Linked DNA regions of Homo sapiens: regions 1 and 2 are each linked to region 3. A link is a contact called in ENCODE Hi-C data. All regions are on one chromosome and are shown on one strand. Each heading gives the region's core, a stretch centred on a gene start or an enhancer-like site at or near the end of the contact. The rest is flanking DNA. Distances are from core to core; before and after follow the strand shown. Region 1 overlaps MFAP5 (microfibril associated protein 5). Region 2 holds the start of AICDA (activation induced cytidine deaminase). Region 3 holds the start of LINC02367 (long intergenic non-protein coding RNA 2367).

Region 1 (2,826 bases), core at 6-2,505, 720 kb before region 3:
TGGGACTACAGGCGCCCGCCACCACGCCGGGCTAATTTTTTTTTAATTTTAGTAGAGACGGGGTTTCACCGTGGTCTCGATCTCCTGACCTCGTGATCCACCCGCCTCGGCCTCCCAAAGTGCTGGGATTACAAGCGTGAGCCACCGCGCCCGGCCAAGTGTCACTTTTATTGTACCTAGAACCATGTTGATTTGGGGATCTAGACATCCCATATATCAATGATGTAATAATTTTTTTTAGTTTCTACATGACAAGAGAGAAATTACTGCTACTACGTCCGGCTGATTTTTGTGTTTCTAGTAGAGATGGGGTTTCGCCATGTTGGCCAGGCTGGTTTCAAACTTCTGACCTCAGGTGATCTGCCTGCCTCACCTTCCCAAAGTGCTGGGATTACAGGTGTGAGCCACCGCGCCTGGCCTGCTTATTTGTGTTACTACTACTTCATTCCCCATTCCCCTAAAATCTCATCCATTTTCAAGAATAGATGGATTTATAGAGGTTTATACAAATGGAAGAAATGTTTCTTTGTACAATTCTCATTACCCTTCATTATAACTCCTTGTTTTTGATCATTTGGGACAGAACCACATATTAGGAAATGGTATACAGTGATGCAGTTGATACCTTAACACCCATCAATCTCTTCAATATAATACAGATTATTTTCCATAAAATGAATTTCCTTATACTTGCTCAAAACTTATCTATTCTGGTTTGGTTTGGGGTTTTTGTTTGTTTGTTTGTCTGGTGGAGGAGGGAAGACAAGGTGGATCTCCCACAAATTTATGAGATCATCTTGAATACCTATGGATTGTTACATAAATTTAACCAAACACTCCATAAAGCTACACAGTACAGATGTATAGCCAGGTAAGTACCCAGGAGAAAGGAAAAGGGAGAGGAAAGGGAAAAATACCAGAGGTAGAGAAAAGAACTGCAAGACCCAAGGGTTAGGAATAAACTAGAACCTTACTCTAAGTGATTGGACAAGTTGAAAAATAACACCAAATCATTATCAGCTATTAAAAAAAAATGAGGGTTTGAGGTAAAGTGAAGTTCGATTTGTCAACAGGAAGCTGTGGGCTCTGCACCTCTATTTATATAAACATTTGCTTTTTCCATCTTGGGTTCTGCCCAGAATTTGTCGTCTGACTGCTGCTTCTGGGTCTGCTTGACTGGTTTTTAGAGAAAAAAAGAAAGAAAGAAAGAAAGAAAGAAAACAAAACTGTGGCCACCTGTTCCTCTCCTTACCGCAGTCTTAACAAGTCACTTTCCCTGATGTTTGGTTGGTGAAAATGCTCAAAGATACAAGGGCTTCCGTTTTTATCAGAGTATTGCTTTATTAAGTAAGGCCTCCCTGAGCTGACAAAGCTACAAGGACAGTCCTGCCTCTCCTCCACTGTGCTCCTGATGTCTTTCTGTTTTACCCTAAGTTTCCAGATCCCCCAGGACCCCTTCCCCACTTCTCAAATTCCCTTTGAATTTGGAATTTGACAGTTTCCATCTTTTAGCTTCCTGGCTCCCCAACCCTGGTGTCAGCCTGTTGTCACTCTCTCATCTGGCTATCCCCTGGTCTGGTGCCATCTTTGTTCCCACTTCTTTTAGGATTGTTTTCCTTCTTCATTGTGTTACAGCTGCTTCAGTACAAAAGGAAGAGGGATCTTAGAGGTTGTTTGTGCCTTCTCACCAGGTGTAAAGTGGTTAGTTAAACATCTAACTTTGGCCACAAGTACCCTGAAGCAGAGAAGGGAGGAGCTTGTGTCTAGCAACATATACTGCTGTATATGTCATCAAAGTAAGACTCAGAAATTGGGAAACCAGCTGCGGTTTGCACTCTCTGCCATGAGTCAAAACAATACTGAGTGTGCATAGAACTGTATTTAGTGAGTAGAAGACACACTCAAATTTCCAGAATGTGTTCATTTGAGGAGAAAGTAGAATTTTCTTGAATCGTAAGCATGGAATATGGAAAAAGCCTCAGAGTAGAATCAACTCAATTAGAGAAGGGAAAATAAAAGTGAATCTTTATGAATAGGTAGATGAGGCTGCTATCTATTCAGGATACCAGGAGGGCATTCAATATCTACTGATATTTTTACCAAATTCTTTAATTCTAACATTAAAGATCCATTATTTTGGTTTAAAAAATGGCTTTTCATTGAAAGCCATTGCTTAGCAAGGTTGTCATTTGGGCTCACCAGGAAAAAAAATATATTAACACCTTAATGAGTAAAAACTTTCTTCTGAATCTTCTTTTATTTTTTGAGACGGAATTTCACTGTTGTTGCCCAGGCTGGAGTGCAGTGGCATGATCTTGGCTCATTGCAACCTCCACCTCCCTGATTCAAGCGATTCTCTTGCCTCAGCCTCCCGAGTAGCTGGGATTACAGGCACCCGCCACCATGCCTGGGTAATTTTTTTGTATCTTTCTTAGAGACAGGGTTTTATCATGTTGGCCAGGCTGGTCTCAAACTCCTGACCTCAGGTGATCCGCCCACCTCAGCCTCCAAAAGTGCTGGGATTACAGGCGTGAGCCACCACGCCCGGCTGATACACATTTTTTAAAGTGGAATAAAAGTTCATAAATTCAGGCCTTTTTCGTAAACATAGAAGAGAAAAAGAACCAGAACAAAAGACATTTTATTTTGAGAAATAAATTGGAAAAAAATATTTTAAAATGTTTAATTTGCAATATACATAATACTGGAATTGAAATGCTGTCTGATGGAAATGTTGCAATGTGGAGTAGGAGGGTCAAGTTCGTGAAGATATTCTTAAAATTAATCTTGGAAACTCTGTGCCTATGAGGTTTCTCTAAAGTGGCT
Region 2 (2,795 bases), core at 253-2,752, 750 kb before region 3:
AGCTGCTCTGGACAGCTGTGCTCCCTGAGGCAGAACCCTAGCTGCATCCCCAGCCGTGCAAACCAGAAACAAGCGGGTTAAAAATAATCCTGACCAAGTCATTTTGCCATCACTAATGAGCTCTACAGATACTGTCCTCCTTAATGATAATATATTTCCCTTCTGTCCTGTTGAATTTCATCTTTTCTCCTTTTCTGTCTTTCTCTGAATTTCAACTGCTGATTTTACCTTTGCTTTCCATTTTACTTTGAACAAGTATTTCCAATGGACCCTTCACAAGGACCTATAGCTCAGACTTGTTTTCAAAATCTCAGTGTAAACTGAGGAGACATTTGACATTGTCTGACCTCAAGAAAATTTTCTGAAGAACATTAAATCCTCCATTAAAAATCTTTATTCTGTATATTGGATGTGATGGCTCATGTCTATAATTCCAGCACTTTAGGAGGCCCAGGCAGGAGGATCGCTTGGGCCAGGACTTAGAGACCAGCCTCGGCTGGGCTAAGACCCTGTCTCTACAAAAAAATATATTTTTAAAAAATCTTTATTCTGTAATGTAAGTTCTTTATAAAGGAGTTAAATTGAGGTAAAGTATAAGGATTAGGTGTTATTCTCATACATCCATAGTAATCATAAATGTAGGAATAGAATAAGTTCTATGACAATAACCTATCAAAAACTGCACATAAAGACATTATGAGGACCTTAACCAAATTCACACCTAAGAGGTAAGTTAAGCTACGTCTGAACAAATGGAAAGATTAGTTAATAGTAAAAGTGCCATTAACTGCCTAACAATTGGGCCTTTAACATTAAATAACTTGCTTGAATGAATTTGTCTCCTTATAATGGACACAATCATAGTGACTTTCAAGCAATTAATTTAGAATGCTTGGCATTTCTAAAATTACAAATTTTCTTACTATAGCTAAATTATTTCAGTAACGCCTCCCTAGGAAAGTGTGTCTTCAAGTTGTTTTACTGTTGAATATTTACAAAATTATTACGAAAATTAGCACTACCGTTTTTAGTACAGTACTGCTATTACCTTTTCATGATTTGAGTCTCTAAAGATTTGCTATGTTAATATTATTACCATAAATTAGTTTCAACCATGGTACAAATCTCAGGACGAATCAGTACATTGTACGCACTACTTCTTTTGCCACATGAAAAAGAGGGAAATCAAGAGAAGTCTGAAACAGAAAGAATTGGGCTGACAGCGTATAAGATCTGAATAGAAGAAAAGGAGACAGATCAAAAAATATATATGCATATTGATCAAGCTGATCTTATCAGTCAGACAGTTACATGAGAGAAAGGGATAGCTACCAGTCTCATTACTCAGATTTGCTCTGAGAGGAAGGCCAGTGCAATCACCCACGAGAAGACTGCCTCTTTACCTGTCCATAGTGGTGTCCAGAGTGTCTTCTTGCCTCCCTGCAAGTCTCAGGCCAGAAAAATCTCACTTCAATTAATGATGGTTCTCTGTCTTAGTCTGACAGTGCATTGGCCCTTCACATTCAAATTTGAGCTTGCCCTTTTGGGCTCCTCCCCTGACAGCATCACCCCCACCAGGTACCCCAACGGCCTTGCTCCTGATTTGGATCCAGTGAAGATGGGTGGGTGGGGCTGTCATAGGCAGAGTCACACAGGTTAAACCATTGAGGGCAGCTCTGCTTTAATGTTTAGGTTCCTTTGGGGCTGCTGCTCTAAAAGCCCAGTCCATGCTCCATAGCTAGCAAAGATCAGGAGGCAGTAACAGTAGACACTTCAATTATAATCATGATAACACAAAATAAAAGCACAATGAGAATAGTAATATTTATGTAAATACCTTAAAGAGCATTTAAATAGCTTCTTGGGTTATTGTGTTGAAGAGCCTCAGATAGCCTCTAATTCCCCCATATTCCCACAGTCTCTCTGAACCTCAGTACAGACAGGCACTAGCAGCTCCTGCTTTGCAGTTAAGCAAATGAACTCAGTTATATAGAATTTAGAACACAAAAATTTTGCCTCCCAAACCATGGATTTTTTTCTTTCTGATTGCATTACAAGAATTGCTTGAAGACTAGATATTTACACCAAAGAGTGATTTTTGCATGAGCCATCTTTTTTAGAAAAAAAAAAAATCCTTAATTTGGAGTCAGAAGCAGCAGCAGTCCCCCAAAATACAAAAATGCTTGTTTCACCAGACAGATTCAGTGTCTAACTGGCTGCACTGAATTTGGAAAACAGGCTAAGATCTTCAAATAAAAGACTTTAATTTTGTGCTCTCATAGAACTTGGTCTATTAAAGATTTTATTTCTCTCTCCTACTGTAGCCCATATGCATTCTATTTATTCACTGAGTAGATACTTCATGCCTACTGTTAATGGAAACTATGCCAGGTGCTAGGGATGCAATGCTAAGCAATGCAGCTAGGGTCTCTGCTCTCTTCCTGCCTCAAGCCTTTGATACCATCTATACCTTGATGATTTTCAAATCAATAGCCCTAGCTTGGACCATGTATTCGTCTGTTCTCACACTGCTAATAAAGACATGCCTGAGACTGGGTAATTTATAAAGGAAAGAGGTTTAGTTGACTCACAGTTCCACATGGCTGGGGAGGCCTCACAATCATGGCAGAAGAGCAAGGGACATCTTACATGGTGGTAGGCAAGAGAGAGCTCACGCAGGGGGAAATCCCTTTATAAAACCATCAGATCTTGTGAGACTTATTCACTATCATGAGAACAGCATGGGAAAGACCCACCCCCATTGTTCAACTACCTCCCACTGGGTCCCTCCCATG
Region 3 (2,789 bases), core at 56-2,555:
GTAGATTCCAAAAGTATATTCATCCATCAACCATAACCTTAAATCTGAAGCCAGGAACTAAAAAGAAATTCTCAAGGTAACACAATTGTCATGAAGTCTCACTCCCAGGGCCAATTATAATCTGGATTTTTGTCTTCATCCTTCCAGGTGTCTCTGATCCCACTGTAAGCAAACCCTGAGTCCTAGGGCCTTTCTTCCACTTATTTCACTCTTTCTGTACACATTTTCCAGTACCTCCACCACTCACCACCCTCCAAAAAGAACTGATCCCTAAGCTTGTGCAGTGATTAACGATTTTCATGTCTTTTCTATTTGCCTGCAGTTATGCTACAAGATCTCTTGGCAAAGGACTAGCCAGGCATGCCTAATATATACATTCGTGTGATTTAACAAACTGGTTTCTACCACTTTCGGCCTGAAGTGACAGTGTTTTTTAACGTTGGTTGCAGGCAGGGGACTGTTGCCCCCTGCCAAGCACTTCAGCTTCCTTGCCCGGCCTCTCCTTGGCTTCTGTCTGTCCCCACCAGCAGCTCTTCATGGGACCCATCCTGACCCTCCAAGAAAGCAGAAAAGGAGGTTCCTGATGCAAAACCTAAAGAGCTTTCATCTGAGGAAGGTGAATCCTTTTTAAACTATGAGGCCTGGAGAGACGTTAAAATGAGAGCAATCACACCCTACTCCCCGCTTTGAGCTATGTATTCATCTCTTAAAACTGCTTGCTATTGCCACAAGTAGCTATGAATTAATTTTAATTTAGGATTATTATAGTGTCTCACCAGAAGCATAAACCACATCCTATAACTTAACAATAACCAATTGCTCATCAATTTTGTTTCTGTAATCCAAAGAGAGTTCCTGATCAACAACTTTGTACCAGCCCACTCTCTCGGTCCCAGTCTTTTGTTTTTAAAAACCTGCTTGGAACAAAGGCTCTAGGAAGCTCACAGCCAAGAGTACTTGGGTCTGAGTCTTCCAGGCAGCTGTCCTCACTTTGGCTCAAGTAAACTCTTTAAATTATGCTTTGCGTCTCAGCCTCTGCCTTTTGGGTCAACACTGAGGGGAGTAAATGAATGGCACCTGCTCCTTCTCTGTCTGAAGCTTGGACTTCTCCTGAGAGGACTTCCTGCTCCAAGATAGGAGGGAGTCTCACTCAGAAGAGGAAGGAGCTCCTGTCTGCTGAGGACACGGTTCCATCCAATGAGGTCAGCAGGGCTATCAGCAGCTTCCGTTAATTCCGTTGGGGCAGGCGTGTGGCAAGCAGCAGTTATTTGAGCTGAGGATGCTGGGATGGATTTTCACATGAGCAGTTGGCCCTTAGATCATGAGACCAGCCTAAGTGCCCAAGGAAATGGAACAGCAGGGAGGGGGAGGGACATCACACCCACTATCAAAACTTCTTGTTAGTCTCTGGCTTCCACATCCTTCCCCAAAACTTCAGCCCAATTCACAGCCGCATTTTTCCATCTCTTTGCCATTCCTCCATGGGAGAGCTTTCTGTTGGTACAGGAATAGCTGAGAAGTGGGAAAGATCAAGGGTAGTAAGAGCTGCCCCCGATAATCTACAGAAAGCTTTGCTGGAATGAGGTTGTGCATCTCTGAACCTGAGCTAGATTTGTTGGGTCAGGGACCATACTTATTTACTGGCCCAAGAATTAGAAGAGGAGGTGTCTAAGAAATGCTTGTTGAATGAATAAATAAACAGCCGAGTGAGTGTTTATATGAGCCTGAAAACTGCCTGCACCAGCACAAAAGTAAAGCCCCAACACCCTCAGGTCACACCTACTGGAAAAATATATGTCAGCCCCAGAAAAATGTGGGCAACATGAGGCAACTCCGGAGCAACACAGGAAACTGCCCTCCTCTTCTGGCCCCTCTTCCACTGTGATGCTCAAAGTCTGTGATGACCAAGTCTGGTCATCTAATCAGCAGGATATAAGAGGGTCATTCTTCACTGCGGCCATTCCAGTTTCCTGGAAACTTGGCTTTCTCCTGACCGTTTCCCCAGGAGCACGGTGGTGACAAGCTTGAGCTCTGACATCAGAAAGTCCCCAGTTTGAAACCTCTAGCTTCTTACTCGCTAGCTATGAGACTTTGGGCAAATTAATCTCTAAACCTCAATTTCTCAATCTGTAAAATGTTCAAGGTCAAGCAACTCACTTTTCCACATTGTAATTGATGAAACTAAAATTCAGACTCAGATCTGCCTCACTCCACAGTCTGTGCTTTTTCCTTCCCACTCATCTTTTTCTCTTTCTATTAAAAATTTCATAACACATTTGAGATTCTGTCTCAACTCATATCACTGAAATCATCTGTCACGTCTGATGATCATATAGAAGCCAGACTAAGATTCAGCCACAAATGTTATGCCTAAACATTTCTTATTATTTCTTTTTAATGTTTCTCATGTATACAATCAAACTCGCACCCTAGTATTATTGGCAGGCTAATATATGCCCATGAGACATGTAGCTTAAATCTCTATGGGATAGGATAAGTATTCTCCCTTTGTTTGTGATTTGAAAGCTTTCCATGGATGCTAAAGCGATTTGTTAAAATACCTTCACCTGTAAGTGTTTTTCCTCTCTTAAAAGCCTAATTCATCTCTGAGTTTGTTTACTAAAATAATCTAATTTGCTCATTTTCTCTAGCCATTCCAAGCTAAATCCCAGGAAGTACTAAAGAAGCAATGCACAGACACAGTATCATACAATTTGAGACACAGTATTATAAAATTGATGTGAACTTCTAGGCACAGTGTGCTCACAGTCTGTCTGGAAATAACTTTG

The links. A loop is a pair of places that touch in the nucleus more often than their neighbours do. Pooled maps may share reads with other maps.
Region 1: a loop to region 3 is called in a map of GM12878, with 2.1 times the contacts of the local background. The contact joins the enhancer-like site here to the promoter of LINC02367 in region 3. A Hi-C loop is called at or near these places in 1 of 168 maps with a recorded cell type or tissue (GM12878), 11 of 37 single-sample maps with no recorded cell type and 9 of 50 pooled maps.
Region 2: a map with no recorded cell type shows a loop between it and region 3 (15-fold over the local background). The contact joins the promoter of AICDA here to the promoter of LINC02367 in region 3. A Hi-C loop is called at or near these places in 1 of 168 maps with a recorded cell type or tissue (GM12878), 9 of 37 single-sample maps with no recorded cell type and 3 of 50 pooled maps.

The regions. Positions count from the first base shown.
Region 1 is chr12:8,643,321-8,646,146 of GRCh38, forward strand. MFAP5 (microfibril associated protein 5) reads right to left here. Exons shown (of 10, transcript NM_003480.4): 10 at 2,623-2,826. Among named protein-coding and RNA genes, the nearest start is that of MFAP5, 18 kb to the right of the region's middle. RefSeq lists enhancers at 1,399-1,921, 1,563-1,622. Within about 2 kb of position 1,256, at least 6 of the 41 ENCODE cell types and tissues checked have a DNase peak (open chromatin) inside an H3K27ac peak, as active enhancers do; they include GM12878, where a contact is called at or near this core.
Region 2 is chr12:8,611,357-8,614,151 of GRCh38, forward strand. It overlaps AICDA (activation induced cytidine deaminase), which reads right to left and starts at 1,503. Exons shown (of 5, transcript NM_020661.4): 1 at 1,404-1,503. The coding sequence starts at 1,411.
Region 3 is chr12:9,366,159-9,368,947 of GRCh38, forward strand. LINC02367 (long intergenic non-protein coding RNA 2367) reads left to right here and starts at 1,306. Exons shown (of 4, transcript NR_120479.1): 1 at 1,306-2,789.